Linked DNA regions of Mus musculus: all the other regions are linked to region 1. Evidence: chromatin contacts called from ENCODE Hi-C or POLR2A ChIA-PET data. All regions are on one chromosome and are shown on one strand. The core of a region is the stretch at or near the end of the contact, and the rest is flanking DNA. Distances in the headings are between cores, read along the strand shown. Region 1 holds the start of Fut1 (fucosyltransferase 1). Region 2 holds the start of Ppp1r15a (protein phosphatase 1, regulatory subunit 15A). Region 3 holds the start of Dbp (D site albumin promoter binding protein).

Region 1 (5,080 bases), core at 402-2,901:
TGAGGGAGGAGGCTGGGGTCTACACTCCTGAGTCTGAAGGAGGAGGCTGGGGTCTACACTCCTGGGTCTGAAGGTAGCTGGGGTCTGCAGTTCTGGGTCTGAGGTAGGAGACTGAAGTCTACACTCCTGGGTCTGAAGGTGGCTGGGCTCTGCAGTTCTGGGTCTGAGGGAGGTGGCTGGGGTCTGTATTCCTGGATCTGAGGGAGGAGGCTAGGGTCTGGCTCTTGGGTCTGAGGGAGGAGGCTGGGATCTAGCTCTTGGGTCTGAGGGAGGAGGCTAGGGTCTGGCTCTTGGGTACTAAGAAGGAACCTGGGGCTTCAGACTTTCTGTGTAAGCAACTGAGCTGGTGTGGTTCATCCTTTTGGAATTTTAAGCTTCAAGGTGCTTTGGGGGGGGGGCGTGTCTGAGGCTTTCTTTCATCAGGAGAGCTGTATCAGCAGTGTGTAAGAGGAGTCCTCAGCCCAGCAGGTGGAAGTCTCCCAGCTGGCCACAGGCCAGTCACCCTCACCAACCCCTGCTTAGCATTCGGGCCTTGTGCTCAGCTGCTGTCCTCCCTGATGCAATCCTAGTGCTTCTTTCACCAGACAGCGTCCTGCACAGGTGCTCTCCAGATGCTTTGGGGGGTGGGAGGATTAGGCTCGGTGAAGGGGAAGAGCTGGGTTGTTTCCTGCAGTCAAAGGCGCTGGGGCCGAGTTTGGATTTCTAGGAGGAACCCTGAGCAAGGACTCTTGGGAGTGAGACTGGAGCACTGACCCCTAAGTCCCAAGGAGCATCTAAGGGGAGGAGGCTGGGGAGTGGACCTTTAGAACTGATGTGGCCCTGGAACTCTGCAGTGTGAAGAAATGATCTCATCTTGGGCTAGCCAAGTGGAATTTCTGAGTCTTTTAAGGTGTCAAGGTGAGGCTTCAGGCCCCGACTCCATGCGATTAATTAATGGGCTCCGGAAGGAACCGTGGGAGAACCTTTGTCTCCAGCCTCACTTCAGAGGCCTGTCTAAAAAGAATGTTGAAAACACTCTCTTTCCTCCTTCTGGCCAGAAAAAAAGTTATTTGCTGTATTTACCAATCTAAAAAGTAACAGCTGGGCCCCGGACTTTAGGATCACCACAGAGGAGGGGCTTGGAGCGCAGACAACCTGTGGAGTGTGATGTGTAGGCGGCTACAAGTAGAGGCTCAGACTTGGGTTGAGGCAGCTGGCAAACAGGTTCTCCATCCTCCTGGGAAAGTGCAGCGGGCGGGGTACGAAGAAGAAGCAGGTGGCCAGGCTTCGCTCCGTTGGGGCGTGGCTACTCCCAGAGCATCTAGCTAAGGGAAGCAGAAGTCACGGCACTGGAGATGGGAACGTGCATAGAACCTGAGCCCCGCTTCCCCCCTTCCCCAGCTCCAGCCTTGCAGCCCGGGTGCTAGTCCCCGGGTCCATACAGAGGATACGGCAGCTTCTGGGTACCAGTTGGGCTGCCCATCGTGCAAGTCAGAGAACCCAGAAGGGACAGGGGCGCAGCGCCCCATCCACCTGGGCGGAGGAGAGGGCGCAGCGCCAGGTAGGATGTGTCTCCGCCTCCTGCTGCCTGCCCTGCCGGGAGGGCGGAGGCTGTACACCTTGGAACCCTGCCCCTCTTTCTCTCTCTCTCCCCACCGGTCTCTGAGCCTTCAGTCAGTTTCAGGAAGGAAGCTTGAAGCGGAGGGCTACGGAGCCGGGGCTCCTGACTTCCAAGCGCGGCCGATGAAGGCTACATTTTAGAACTGGAAGCTCAGGCAAAAAGAATTCGCTTGCACCACCAGCAAGGAGCTCAGGTTAGTTGGCACTGGGGATGCCAGACGCCCAGGGATGAGTATTTAGGCTCCTCTAACCCTTATCCCGTCGTCCTCAAAACATGGAAGCTATCCCAAACCTATCCCCATTAAGAATCCCTTCCCTTGGGCTGGTGAGATGGCTCAGTGGGTAAGAGCACCTGACTGCTCTTCCAAAGGTCCAGAGTTCAAATCCCAGCAACCACATGGTGGCTCACAACCATCCGTAACAAGATCTGACTCCCTCTTCTGGTGTGTCTGAAGACAGCTACAGTGTACTTACATATAATAAATAAATAAATCTTTAAAAAAAAAAAAAAATCCCTTCCCTTCTGTCAGAGCAAGGATCTTAAGGACTCAGGGAACTATCCACAGGCCTCCTTCCGGGATGCAGCTTTTGTGAGCTCTCACCTGTACTTGCAGTAGGCTTTTTAACTATGTAGCTGCCTTGGAATCACCCAAACTTTTGTAAGTGACCCCTCTCAATAAGTTCACTAAGCCGGACATGGGCTGAATCGTTCTTGAGTATGTAACTGGTCTTTATGTAAGATAAACTGATGTTTGTTCCTGTCTCACAGGAAAAGTTATACAACATCCAGGGGCTTGCTTTTACAGTTCTAAAATCCCTTCTCTTTATCTGGTTTTCCCCTGGCTCCCAGCTATTGCCTGGGAGGCAGAATGTGCCCGCAACATATAGGTGCATCTCAGAAGGTAGTTGAGCTGTGAGGTTCCCAGAAGGCCCCCAGATCTTCCTGTCTTGCAGCCACTCATTTGCATAGCTCCTGACCTCACTGAAAATCTCAGAGCCTGAGGAGTCCCAGACTCAGACTCGGTGGCTTAATCTGTGTGTCTTCTAACTCGTCTTTCCTCCCCATAGCTATGTGGACTCCCAGCCGGAGGCAGCTCTGCCTGGCATTTCTGTTGGTCTGTGTGCTCTCTGCCGGCTCCTTCTTTTTCCACCTGAATGGAGGAAACTTCTTTCGAAATGGTCTAACTCTCTCTGTCCTGTGTTCAGACTATCACCTGCTGAAGTCCCCAGTGGCCATGGTATGCCTACCTCATCCATTGCAGACATCTAATGGCTCCCCTTCCTGTCCTGAGCAGTCCTCCTCACTCTCTGGGACTTGGACAATCACCCCAGGAGGCAGGTTTGGTAACCAGATGGGGCAGTATGCTACATTGCTGGCCCTAGCCCAGCTCAATGGTCGCCAAGCCTTCATCCAACCTGAGATGCATGCCGCCCTGGCCCCCGTGTTCCGAATCTCCCTGCCAGTGCTGGACCCTGAGGTGGACAGCCTCACACCTTGGCAGCACTTAGTCCTACATGACTGGATGTCAGAGGAGTACTCCCATCTGGAGGACCCATTTCTCAAGCTGTCTGGTTTCCCCTGCTCTTGGACCTTTTTCCATCATCTTCGGGAACAGATTCGTAGGGAATTCACTCTGCATAACCATCTACGGGAAGGTGCCCAGTACCTGTTGAGCGGGCTCCGTATAGGCCCGGCGGGCATCCGCCCTCATACCTTTGTGGGTGTCCATGTGCGTCGTGGAGACTATCTGGAGGTGATGCCCAATCGCTGGAAGGGTGTGGTGGGTGACCGAGCTTACCTCCAGCAAGCCATGGACTGGTTCCGGGCCCGACACAAAGACCCCATCTTTGTGGTCACCAGCAATGGCATGAAATGGTGTTTGGAGAACATTGACACATCCCATGGTGATGTGGTCTTCGCTGGCAATGGACAGGAGGGTACACCGGGGAAGGACTTTGCACTTCTCACACAGTGTAACCACACCATCATGACTATTGGCACCTTTGGCTTCTGGGCTGCCTACTTAGCTGGTGGAGACACGGTCTACCTTGCAAACTTCACCCTGCCAGATTCGGAGTTTCTGAAGATCTTCAGGCCTGAGGCTGCCTTCCTGCCTGAGTGGGTGGGCATCAATGCAGACTTGTCCCCGCTGCAGGCTCAATTTGACCCCTGGAAGCCAGACAGTCTTTTTAGATTGGTCTGACTCATCAGAAGTCAGCCATCCATGTCTCTATGCTTTGGTGTATGTCTGTGGTAGCCCTGGAGCTGTGGGTACTCATTTCCAGACTTGCACATCAACTTGCTGGAAATGCTGGAATGCTTTGCAGACACTTCAACAGGATATCATTTTCTGATTGCAGGGGAAGCCCAAGTCAGCACTGTAAGCCACAGTCTCTTCCGACTCTTCTGGCTCGTCTTCTTAGAACCTCTGGGCAGCTGTTTCTGGGTTAGGGAGGCTGAAGAAAATCCAGACTTACCAACTGGTCTCCTGGATTTCTGGGGTTATTCTAGGCTGTTTCTGAGAACCTGGTCCAGTCCCTTTGCAACACTCTGCAGGGCCCTCTCAACACTCCAGACAGTGAAGAATTTAATGAAGGTAGATGCAAAAGCTCAGTACTTCCTCACTGCTGGAGGCACGGAGTGATGCTAGAGGCACAGAGTGATGCTGCTGGAGGCACGGAGTGATGCTGGAGGCACGGAGTGATGCTGGAAGCACGGAGTGATGCTGCTGGAGGCACGGAGTGATGCTGGAAGCACGGAGTGATGCTGGAGGCACGGAGTGATTCGAGCCTTTCTGGAGCCAGTCTCTTGTTAGAGAGATGAGAACAATTGGAGGACATATGAATTCTGTCCAACTCCTTGGCCCCAGAGAAACCTGAAAGACTTTTATTTAGGATGGGAAGAGCAAATGGCTATAAGTGGGCTGGAGGAGAGAGCCGCTGTTGAGACACATCTGTCTCGAGGCACGGGGTCTCCTAAAAGATCTAGGAACTTTACAAGAGAGAGAGAGAGAGAGAGAGAGAGAGAGAGAGAGAGAGCTCAAAAGTTAAAGAACAACACAGATTAATCTTGGATTTAGGATCAAGGAGGTTTCTTCTTCTGAAGATGCTATTAGGGGATCTGGGATCTGTTTTCTAGAGGTAACCAGGCCTACAGAAAAGAAGGGCATACCCCTGGGCCCACAAAGTCCCCAAATCTGGCTCTGAGAAGATCCAGGGTAAAGGGTCTGAAGGTGTTCCAGAACCTAGAACCCAGAACCCCGAACCCAGCCTATGCCCCTACAGAAGCCCGGGCTTGAAACAAGGATGGGACGTTTGGCTGAGATTGGGTATGTGTGATGCCTTTTCAAGAATGGAGGAAGGTTCCTCAGATAGCATTTAATCTAACTGTATTTATTCCCTTCCAAGAGCAACTTCTATTCTTCTCAGGGAGTTTCCGGGCACTTTTTCCCAAGTTGGCCTGTACAGGCTGGAGAGGGAG
Region 2 (5,080 bases), core at 1,688-4,187, 91 kb before region 1:
GGGGACAATAAATAAAAAAGTCTGTCACGCAAAAATGTTTGGTATTTGAATAGTCACCTGCCTGCCCCTCTGATTCACTCTAAGACACAGATGTCCAGGCCACAACTACCACTCTCCCTGCCTCTTACAGGAGATTGCAAGAGAGTGAACACAGCCTTCCCAGCAGAGTTCATATGCAAGAAGTCGCAACCCATGGCTTCCCTGGAGTCTCCGCCTCCAACACACTTCCTTAGGGATTTTCAGGTCCCAGACTCTTCCTCCTCCCGACTCAGAATCTAGGCCCTTTGAATAAATTATATATTAAAGAAAAAAAAAAGGCAGTGTGGAATTCTATTGTAATCCCAGCCCTAGGACTATAAATTCCTGAGCCACAAAGTAAGCGGCTTTAGAATCTAGTCTAACACTCACCTTCCGAGCTTTTAGAGGAATCTCGGGGTCCTGATCCCGGGTGGGGGCTTTGAACAATCTGAGCCGCCTCTGCAGTCGAAGGGGCAGCTTAGGTGCAGCCCAAGGTGATTCTGGCTTCTCTCCGGGTAAATAGAAGGCCACCTGGAAGAGAGGGGGCTCTTCCCCACGTCCCTTGGTCTTCTCTCCTGGTAGACAACGCTGGGGCTGAAGGCAGGGACTCTGGCTTGAGTCAGCTGTTTCTGAGTCACCTGGGGCCACATTCTCACTGTCCTCTTCCTCTTCTGTGTCATCTTCTGTGTCCTCTCCTGGGCGATACACCCAGGCCTTCAGGAAGGGACTTGTATGTGGGGTGGCACCGGTCTGAGCTGTGTCTTCCTCAGCTGAATCCAAATCGCTGTTTTCTTCCTCTGTGTCCTCTCCTGGGCGATACACCCAGGCCTTCAGGAAGGCACTTGTATGGGGGGTGGCACCGGTCTGAGCTGTGTCTTCCTCAGCTGAATCCAAATCGCTGTTTTCTTCCTCTGTGTCCTCTCCTGGGCGATACACCCAGGCCTTCAGGAAGGCACTTGTATGGGGGGTGGCACCGGTCTGAGCTGTGTCTTCCTCAGCTGAATCCGAATCGCTGTCTTCTTCCTCTGTGTCCTCTCCTGGGCGATACACCCAGGCCTTCAGGAAGGCACTTGTATGGGGGGTGGCACCGGTCTGAGCTGTGTCTTCCTCAGCTGAATCCGAATCGCTGTTGTCTTCTTCCTCTGTGTCCTCTCCTGGGCGATACACCCAGGCCTTCAGGAAGGCATTTCCAGTACAGACAAAAGTTGTCTCAGGTCCTCCTTCCTCAGCCTCAGCATTCCGACAAGGGTGACCCTGCCCTGCCCTGTGTGCCTCTACCTTGGCTTCTCCCTCCTGCTTAGGCTTCTCTCTAGAGTAGTACTCCCAGGCTCTGGAGTGGGAGCCTGAAGAAGGAGAGTTGGAGGGGTCAGCCTTGTTTTCTGTTCCTTTTTCTTCCGTGGCTTGATGTTCTGCCTCCCCCAAGAAAGGCACAGGGGTGCTGGGTTTGTATCCCGGAGCTATGGAAGCAGCAGAAGCTTGGTAAGTCTTCACTGTTTCTCCATCCTCTTCATTCTCAGCTGGACCACCCTCCAGCTGTGATGTGGGATAAGCGGGCTCAGCCACTCCCTCTTCTCTAGCCACCACCTCCCCAAGCCTCTTATCAGCCCCTTGCAGGCCAGCGGGCTGTAGTGTGGCCTTGCCAGCTGTGCGTTCCATTTCCTTCTCTCTAAGGTCATCTTGTCCTGGCTTTGCATTGTACTCATCAACATTTGAAAGTCCCCAAGTTTCAGGAGGGGAACTTTCAGCTTCCACAAGGCAGAGCCTCTGGGCTGCTTGACTCTGTTCAGGAGATCCACTTTCTTCAGTCTCCCCATGAGGGAGGAGGTTACCAGAGACAGGGGTAGGTGTCAGCAGAGCCGCAGCTTCTATCTGATCTGCTCCTGTTACTGTTTTTGCCAGCCATGCCTCTGGGACTTCTGGGCCCCTCAGGCGGCTCCAGGCCCGACTGAGCAAGCCCATCAGTGGGGACAGGAGATAGAAGTTGTGGGCGTCCCTCCAGTGCAGGACATGCTGGGGTCTTGGGCTCGGGGCCATGTGTCTGGGCTAGAAAGGGGGGAAATTTGTTTAGAAGTCGCTCTGGGAAACAGTCTCGGGTCACAGCACTGAGTCATGGTAACAAATAGTCACAGCAGCAACACGTGAATGCCTGCCTCGAATTCCAAATAACATTGCTCACACCCAACTCTGCCACTTGGTTAATCTCTCTCAACACCCAAGCTCTACATCCTTAGAACCAAGAGCCCACACTCTTAAACCCTTCCCTTAGCCCCAGTCACAGTTCCTGGCCAGCCCTTCTCAGACCTGTAAGAGTCTGGCTTTTTAGTGACCTTTCGTTCCTCAAGCTTGTGTTCATGCCCCTAAAACCTCCCTCTGCCTACCCCTCGGACCCTGGTTATTCCTCCTGGGGTCCTTCCCTTTATTTGGCGCTATACAGATATTGCCGGTCGAGCCTCCCGGCCCCTTTCCCTTTAAACGAAGAGTGTAGACGTGGGCTCTCCTCTCTCAGACCAAATAAGCCATCTGGGCTTCTGTGCCTTTTCCCCAAACCTGGAATCGCCCTCCAGCTTGCCCCCTCAGATTCCACAACTCTCTCCAGTCTCCTCGCCAGAGAGTCCTCCCTCAAAGGCCGCCCCATCCCCCACTCACCGGCGGGCTGCACGTCACCCCGGGGGCTGAAGCGCCGGTTCTGGTTGCCAAAAGCGATCGTGGGTCCGGACTGCTCGCGAAGCCAGCGGGTTCATGTCGCCCTCAGGCGTGGGGCTCGGGGACGCAATGTTTCACAGGCTGTAGCAAAGGCTGTCCCGGCCGGCAAAGGGATGCGGGGTCGCGCGGGATATCGCATGTAATCTTCCACAAACTCAGAGCTGACTCAATCTGCGCCAACATCGTCCACGCGGCTTTTATACCCTGACGCGGCGCTGTGCTGACGTCACCGGAGAGGCGGGGTCTCGGAAGTCCCTGGGAAAGGTGGAAAGAGGAAAACAACACTGAACTTCTCGCGGAGACTCCGCGCTCTGTGAGGTCACCGCAGCTTCTCAGGCGTGCCCTAGGCTCAATCGAGAGAGCCGTCGATCTCACGTAATTTCCGAGCAAGTACGCGAACCTTATCTGGCAGTCACGTACCGTGCCATTTCCCTTTCCTTTTATTTTCTTTATTTGAGAGGCTGGGACTGGTTTCCATCTCTGTAATCCTCCTGCTACTGTCTCCAGAGTGCTAGGATTAAGGGCGTACACCAAGACTTCCGACCTTTTTTCTCCAAGCAAGAGTGACTTTTTTTTTTTTTTTTTTTTTTTTTTGGAGAGTGGGGGGGGTTCGAAACAGGATTTTTCTGAGTATCCGTGGCTGATCAGGCTGGTAGATCAGGCTGGCTTCAAACTCAATGATCCACCAGCCTCTACCTTCTAAATGTTGGGATTAAAGGTCCCAGCCACCACTCCCCTGTTAGCAATGGATTTTTATTAGAAGACAAAACACCCAATGTTTTTAAATTTTATTTATGTATTTTTTTTAAATGTAGGAGTGGTCTGTCTGCTTGTTTACCTACGTGCTAGAACAGGTCATAAGATCCCATTACAGATGGTTGTGAGCCACCTTGTGGTTACTGAGAATTGAACACAGGACCTCTGGAAGAGCAGCCAGTGTTCTTAACCACTGAGCCATCTCTCCAGCCTTTGTTTGTTTTTCCAAGACTAGTTTCTGGTTGTCCTGGAACACAACTTTGTAGACTAGGCTAGCCTAGAGCTCACTGAGATCCGATTGCCTCGGCCTCCTGATTCCCGGATTAAAGGCTGGTGAGATGGCTCAGAGAACAGTGACAGCCAGGCGTGGCGCACGCCTTTGATCCCAGCACTCAGGAGGCAGAGGCAGGTGGATTTCTGAGTTCGAGGCCAGCCTGATCTACAAAGTGAGTTCCAGGACAGCCAGGGCTATACAGAAAAACCCAGTCTCGAAAAAACAAAACAAAAACAAAAAACCAACACCCCCCCCACCCCCCGCCAGAACAGTGGCTGCTATCTCACACCTCACAGGCAAAAAAAAAAAAAAAAAAGACAAAAACCAAGATTTTCTTTTAATCTTTTTTTTTTTTTTTTTTTTTTTTTTTTTAAATTTTTTTATTTATTTTCTGTACATGAGTACACAGTAGCTGTCTTCAGACACACCAGAAGAGGGCATCAGATCCCATTACAGATGGTTGTGAGCCACCATGTGGTTGCTGGGAATTGAACTCAGGCCCTCTGGAAGAGCAGTGAGTGTTCTTAACCGCTGAGCCATCTCTCCAGCCCCCTTCTTTTAATCTTTATGTGAGTGTTTTCTCTCTCTCTCTCTCTCCCTCTCCCCCTCTCCTCTGTGTGTATATTATATATCATGTCTGTATGGTGTACAAGGAGGTCGGAAGATGGCATCTGATCTTGTAGAACTGGAGTTAAGATGTTTGTGAAGCTCCACATGGAGCAATCTGGGGACTAAATTTGGGTCCTCTGCAAAGAATAGCAAGCACTTAAGCCCTGACCCATCTTTCTGGTCCTTTAGTTGTTTTTGGTGGATCTGTCTGTTTTTTGTCTTGTTTTCAGACAGGGATTTTCAGTATAGCCCTGGCTGCCCTGAAACTCACTCTGTAGGCTAGGCTGGTCTGGAACTCACAGAAATCTACCTGCTGCTTCCTTCTGAGTGCTGAGATTAAAGGCATGTACCACCATGCCTGCCCAGTCTGTCTGTTTTGAACAGGGTCTTACAGTATGTCCACACTGTCCTGGGACTCACAGGGTAAGAATCTTGGGCAATTCTCTTCCTGTGTACAGAGGAGCATCAACCTCTTCTGAGGTCTGCCCTCATGGACCCTCCTTCTTCTATGTCTATTTTTTTTTTTTTTTTTTTTTTTTAGTGCACGTTTCTGTTTTCTTTTTTTTTGTTTTTGTTTTTGTTTTTTGTTTTTTGTTTTTTGTTTTTTGTTTTTGTCTTTGGACAGGGACCTGTGTTGTATTCCAGAAGTGCCTGGAACTTACTATGCAATCTGGGCTGAACTGAACCCGTGTAGGCCAGCTGCCCCGAACACTCAGCAGT
Region 3 (5,080 bases), core at 1,814-4,313, 88 kb after region 1:
CTCAGAAATTCGCCTGCCTCTGCCTCCCAAGTGCTGGGATTAAAGGTGTGTGCCACCACTGCCCGGCAGTTCAGTACTTGTTAACTGAATTAAGACACCAGTGTTAAGCACCTCAAAAGATATGGTCTGAGCCTGGGGAGTAGCTGATGCCCAAGCTATATTAGATAATCGTTGGACTTGGGGAATAAGAGTGGAGGATGGGAGAGGTTCCTCTCCCTGTGTCCCCCAATAGTTTATACCTCTCCTGCAGCTCCGGGGAACCTTGTACAACACTGGCCGCCATGTCTCCTTCCTACCTGCATCCCGACCTGTGGTCAACGTGTCTGGGGGTCCCCTTCTTTATAGCCACCGACTCAGTGAACTGCGCCTGCTATTTGGAGCTCGAGATGGTGCCGGCTCTGAACACCAGATCAACCATGAAGGCTTCTCCGCTGAGGTGGTGACCCCTCACCTGACCCTCCAACACTAGATCACCCTGGTTTCTTAGCTTATGCTTCAACCCATCCTGCTACTCAGGGCCGCCTCTCCCTACCCTAAGTACTAATTCCTGGTGCGGTTCTGGACACCAAAGCCCTGAGAGTTGAAACCATCTATCGTCTCTGAATCTTCCGCTAAGAAACCCTTCTCTGTGCCTCCTCTTCCACCCCAGGTGCAGCTAATCCACTTCAACCAAGAACTCTATGGGAACCTCAGTGCTGCCTCAAGGGGCCCCAACGGCCTGGCCATTCTCAGCCTCTTTGTCAATGTGAGGGAGGCAAGGAGGGCAACTGGCTTCCAGGGTGTGAGGGACAGGGAGGCTGGGAGGCTAGCCTGGGGTGGTGGGTCTTTGTGGAGCAGGTCTGGGCTGCCGTCTCCCTCGCCTCGTGCCTCCTGCGTAGGTGGCTGGCAGTTCCAACCCATTCCTCAGTCGCCTCCTCAACCGGGACACTATCACCCGAATCTCCTACAAAAGTAAGTCCCCCAAGCTAGGGGTGGCGTCCCCAGTTCCTAGGAAGGCTGAGGAAGGAGGGTGGGCTACAGAGTAAGTTCAAGGTCAGCCTGGGCTACTTAGCAAGAGCCAGGGTGACAACAGAAAGGGAAGAGTGGTTGGAGATGATGCAGCTTGGTCACGAGCGCCTGGTCAGAATCTCCCGGTGAGGGGCTGGGGGCCTGGTGCAGTGGTACCTGCCTAGCATGTCCGAAGCCTTACATTCAGTCTCCATACGACAACAGACATAACTAAGTCCCTGTGCATTATCTGGGACCCCCTTTTACGCTGACTTGATGTCTGCGCAGATGATGCCTACTTTCTTCAAGACCTGAGCCTGGAGCTCCTGTTCCCAGAATCCTTCGGCTTCATCACCTATCAGGGATCTCTCAGCACTCCTCCGTGCTCTGAGACTGTCACCTGGATCCTCATCGACAGGGCTCTCAATATTACCTCCCTCCAGGTGACTGACACCCCCACCCCCCCCCACCCCCGTGTGTGCATGCTACTCCTGTCCTGAGCACCACCCCGGTCCACTCACCCGTGGTTTCTCTTGAGGCAGATGCACTCCCTGAGACTCCTGAGCCAGAATCCCCCCTCCCAGATCTTCCAGAGCCTCAGTGGTAATGGCCGGCCCTTGCAGCCCCTGGCCCACAGAGCCTTGAGGGGCAACAGGGACCCCCGGCATCCCGAGAGGCGCTGCCGAGGCCCCAACTACCGCCTGCATGGTATGCTTAGTGTGTCCCCTCCTTCTCCACGTCCTGATAGTCTGCACTTATTCCCAGTGGTTGTCTCAGTGTGATACATCCCTTGTCCTTTCTCACCTCTCCATATGGAACAGCCTGCTGCAGCCCACCCCTCTTTGCAGCTTAGTCTAAGGCCTGACACCCTGTTTTCCTTGTGGTACAATTACATACTGGTCCATGCCCTCTGCCTACTGTTACTTGCCAAGATGGTACGGTCCAGGTCACCTGTTTACAAATGGTATGACCCTACTTAGAGCTGTAGTCTTTCTGCTATTCCCTTTCTGAGAATCAGCGTGGTACAATCCCTCTGTCTTTCTTACTGCCACTGTGGCTCGGCCCCGGGAAATCGGTTAGTTTCTTGTCTGGTTTCTCAACATGGTACAGCCCAGAAGACCATATCCTCTCCATGTACCTTTATGCAAACCAGCCTATTCTGCACGTCCCATGTGGCCTTCTTCCCTCCCTACATGGTCTGGTCCAGGAGCTGATCATTCCCCCAACTTGGTATATTCCATTCCCCCTTAGCAGCCTGACTAGTAGAGTCCTATGTGCTCAGCTCCCACACCCCTCAAGCCGGTGCTTCCCTTTGCAGTGGACGGTGGTCCTCACGGTCGCTGAGACTCCCCAACGAGGATTACGCCCGCCTGTTCTGAGTTTCCTCACCAGGGGAGGGGATTCACCCCAAAACAAAGCTATTAAAAGGACTGAATGTTTCCGGTTTCTCGGTGGTTTATCAGTCGCGATTGAGGAACATCTAGATATTAAAAAAAAAAAATCCTTCCCGAAGCCCACTTCTTTCTGCCTTAATCTGCTCTAATTGATGTTCTGCTTTTTTTCCTCAATGAGTCTGTGAACACTCGGCTCCTTTAAGAGGTACCCCTCTTGCCCCACACCCGCATCCGATAGCACGCGCAAAGCCATGTGCTTCCCCCTTCTTCCTGCCTCATTGGCCCGAAGTGGGTCACGGTCCCGCCTCCAGCGCCTCCTCCCATTGGCCAAATATAGGTCAGTGTCCCGCCTTCTTCCAAAAGGCGAGGCAACTACACAAGTTCAGCCCCTCACGCGCCTCCAGGGTCTTGGCATATCCCTTCATCTCATTGGCTGAGCGTCTCAAGGGCTCGAGACGTGATTGGTTCTTGCCAGAAGCCGGAGGAAGGCACGCGGCTGGGGTGCATGGCCCAAGTGGAGGGAGGGGGCCCGGAGGAGGGGCGCGCGCTCTGGCGTCCGGTGTTTTGGTTTAGATTTTTTTTTTTCCGCGAAAGAAGTTTGCTTTGGCCACGCCTCAAGGCTGCCACCTCCTCCTGCCCCCTCCTCCGCCCCTGGGTGCACACCTCTGGGTGCAGATTGCAAAGCTCCTTTCTTTGCGAGAAGTGCAAAATTGGCTAGAGCCAGAGACTCGCCCACTTGGTACAGAAGGAGCGCGCGCCTGTGTCCCTTGGGGACCCACAGTTGCAAAGAGACAGCTGCTTGATTTGGTCACCCACTCGCCCAGACTATAGGAGCCTCCCGGGACAGTCTTTGAGTTGCACCTTTCTGCAGAACTGACTGGTTGAACCCCCGCAGCGCTCTTAGGATTTGAAGCGTCCTGATCCTGGAGGCTTGCACGCCGCGCTCTCCCGACTCTGGGACACATTCGCCCGAACCACTGGAGTGTGCGGGTGACTGACATATCATCTCATCTCTTCGACTCTCCATGAGCTCATGAACCTGGGAGCAGGTCCACGGCAATGGCGCGGCCTCTGAGCGACAGGACCCCGGGCCCCCTGCTGCTGGGTGGCCCGGCTGGGGCCCCCCCTGGCGGGGGAGCGCTGCTTGGGCTGAGGAGCCTTCTGCAGGGAAACAGCAAGCCCAAAGAACCGGCCAGCTGTGAGTTCTAGTCCCACTGTGTTAGGGACTCAACTGTTGGGGTGGTGGTCCACGGCACCTATCAGCTAGGTGTCCCATCTTTGCTAGTCTTCATTAGGTCACTTAGGTCTTCCAGTCCATCAGCCTCCAGGACCAAATCTGACGCCTGGAGGGCCTAAGGGTCAAGTCCCTGGAGTGTTCCTACTTGAGGACAGAGTTTAGGTGCCAGACCCCTCTTTCTTTCCTTTGGCCTCAGAGTCTGGACCCCTGGAGTCCTAGGGGAAGGGAGGGGGTGTGTCGGATGCTCACACGGTGCAGACACGGGCTTGGGCGGGGCCTCGCAGGGTCACATGGAAACTAGGGATGAGGAATGTGCCTGAGCAGTGGAGCCCCTTCCAGCCCCAACAGACTGTGGGGGAGGGGATGAGGGTGCTGGGGGTGGGAGAATTACTGAGCTGTCACTTTTTCTTTCTCACCTGCCCAACCTTTCACCCACCCTGTCACTAAACCCTTCTTTCTAAACTTCCATCCTCGTTCTCTGGGTCGCTTGTGCTTGTGTTTCTTAATCCCCTCCCGGGCCCCTAACCCTATCCTTCTGTATACTTTTGCCTTTTCCCCCTCTCCGGGTCCCCGTCTCCCTGACCCTCTATTGCTGGGGCCTTGTTCTCTTTTCTCTCTGGGTCTCCCCAAGCCCCGTCTTTATCCCTCTCTTCTTTTTCTGGGTTCTCTCCCTGCCTGTACCCACCTCCCTGGGTCTTTGCCCTACGGCTCCCGTCTCCTCACTTCTCTGTATCTCCGCCATATCTCTAACTTGGGGTCCCTCCTGTGTCCCTCCACCCCATCCGGTCTCTCCCTGGCCTACAGGTCTCCTGAAGGAAAAGGAGCGCAAGGCAACTCTGCCCTCAGCCCCCGTCCCGGGACCCGGCCTGGAAACGGCGGGCCCAGCCGATGCCCCGAGTGGGGCCGTTAGTGGCGGTGGGTCCCCTCGGGGGCGCTCAGGGCCTGTGGCTGGCCCGAGTCTTTTTGCGCCGCTGCTGTGGGAACGCACTTTGCCTTTCGGGGACGTGGAATACGTGGACCTGGACGCCTTCTTGCTGGAGCACGGGCTACCGCCGAGCCCGCCGCCCCCCGGGGGCCTGTCGCCGGCACCCTCTCCAGCGCGCACTCCCGCGCCCTCCCCCGGGCCCGGCTCTTGCAGCTCCTCTTCCCCCCGCTCCTCGCCCGGGCACGCCCCCGCGCGGGCCACTCTGGGAGCCGCCGGCGGCCACCGCGCAGGTGCGGCGAAGGGGCGGGGCTGTCGGGCAGGGCGGGGCCTCGCGACACTTTTGGAAGTCTGCCCAATGAGATGCTGCGATCCTTTAGGGGACTTGGGTCCCCAAATGCGAAAGGATTATTCACTGAGAGGCAGTATTCTTCTCTAAGACAAGTTTCCTCATGTTCTTGGAGCCAAGACTAGAAACTTAGAACACCTTAGTTAACTGGAGAGTACTATCTCCAGAGTCTGGGTCCAGAATTTTGGGAA

What was found. Hi-C counts contacts between places; a loop is a spot of excess contacts on that map. ChIA-PET counts read pairs that join two places held with the same protein, here RNA polymerase II (POLR2A).
Region 2: POLR2A ChIA-PET joins it to region 1 with 17 read pairs in embryonic stem cell. The contact joins the promoter of Ppp1r15a here to the promoter of Fut1 in region 1. POLR2A ChIA-PET finds 5 or more read pairs at or near these places in 4 of 5 experiments (Patski and embryonic stem cell).
Region 3: POLR2A ChIA-PET joins it to region 1 with 11 read pairs in Patski. The contact joins the promoter of Dbp here to the promoter of Fut1 in region 1. A Hi-C loop is called at or near these places in 1 of 37 maps with a recorded cell type or tissue (left cerebral cortex). POLR2A ChIA-PET finds 5 or more read pairs at or near these places in 2 of 5 experiments (Patski and embryonic stem cell).

Annotation. Positions count from the first base shown.
Region 1 is chr7:45,615,955-45,621,034 of GRCm38, forward strand. Fut1 (fucosyltransferase 1) reads left to right here and starts at 1,652. Exons shown (of 2, transcript NM_008051.6): 1 at 1,652-1,793; 2 at 2,668-5,080. The coding sequence starts at 2,670. The coding sequence ends at 3,803. RefSeq lists a promoter at 1-912 and a cis regulatory region at 599-604.
Region 2 is chr7:45,523,331-45,528,410 of GRCm38, forward strand. Ppp1r15a (protein phosphatase 1, regulatory subunit 15A) reads right to left here and starts at 2,938. Exons shown (of 3, transcript NM_008654.2): 1 at 2,665-2,938; 2 at 409-2,061. The coding sequence starts at 2,052. It also overlaps a transcript of Tulp2 not described here and a transcript of Plekha4 not described here.
Region 3 is chr7:45,702,184-45,707,263 of GRCm38, forward strand. Dbp (D site albumin promoter binding protein) reads left to right here and starts at 3,064. Exons shown (of 4, transcript NM_016974.3): 1 at 3,064-3,579; 2 at 4,423-4,833. The coding sequence starts at 3,441. Car11 (carbonic anhydrase 11) reads left to right here. Exons shown (of 9, transcript NM_009800.4): 4 at 251-436; 5 at 650-745; 6 at 879-951; 7 at 1,276-1,430; 8 at 1,530-1,695; 9 at 2,306-2,488. The coding sequence ends at 2,331.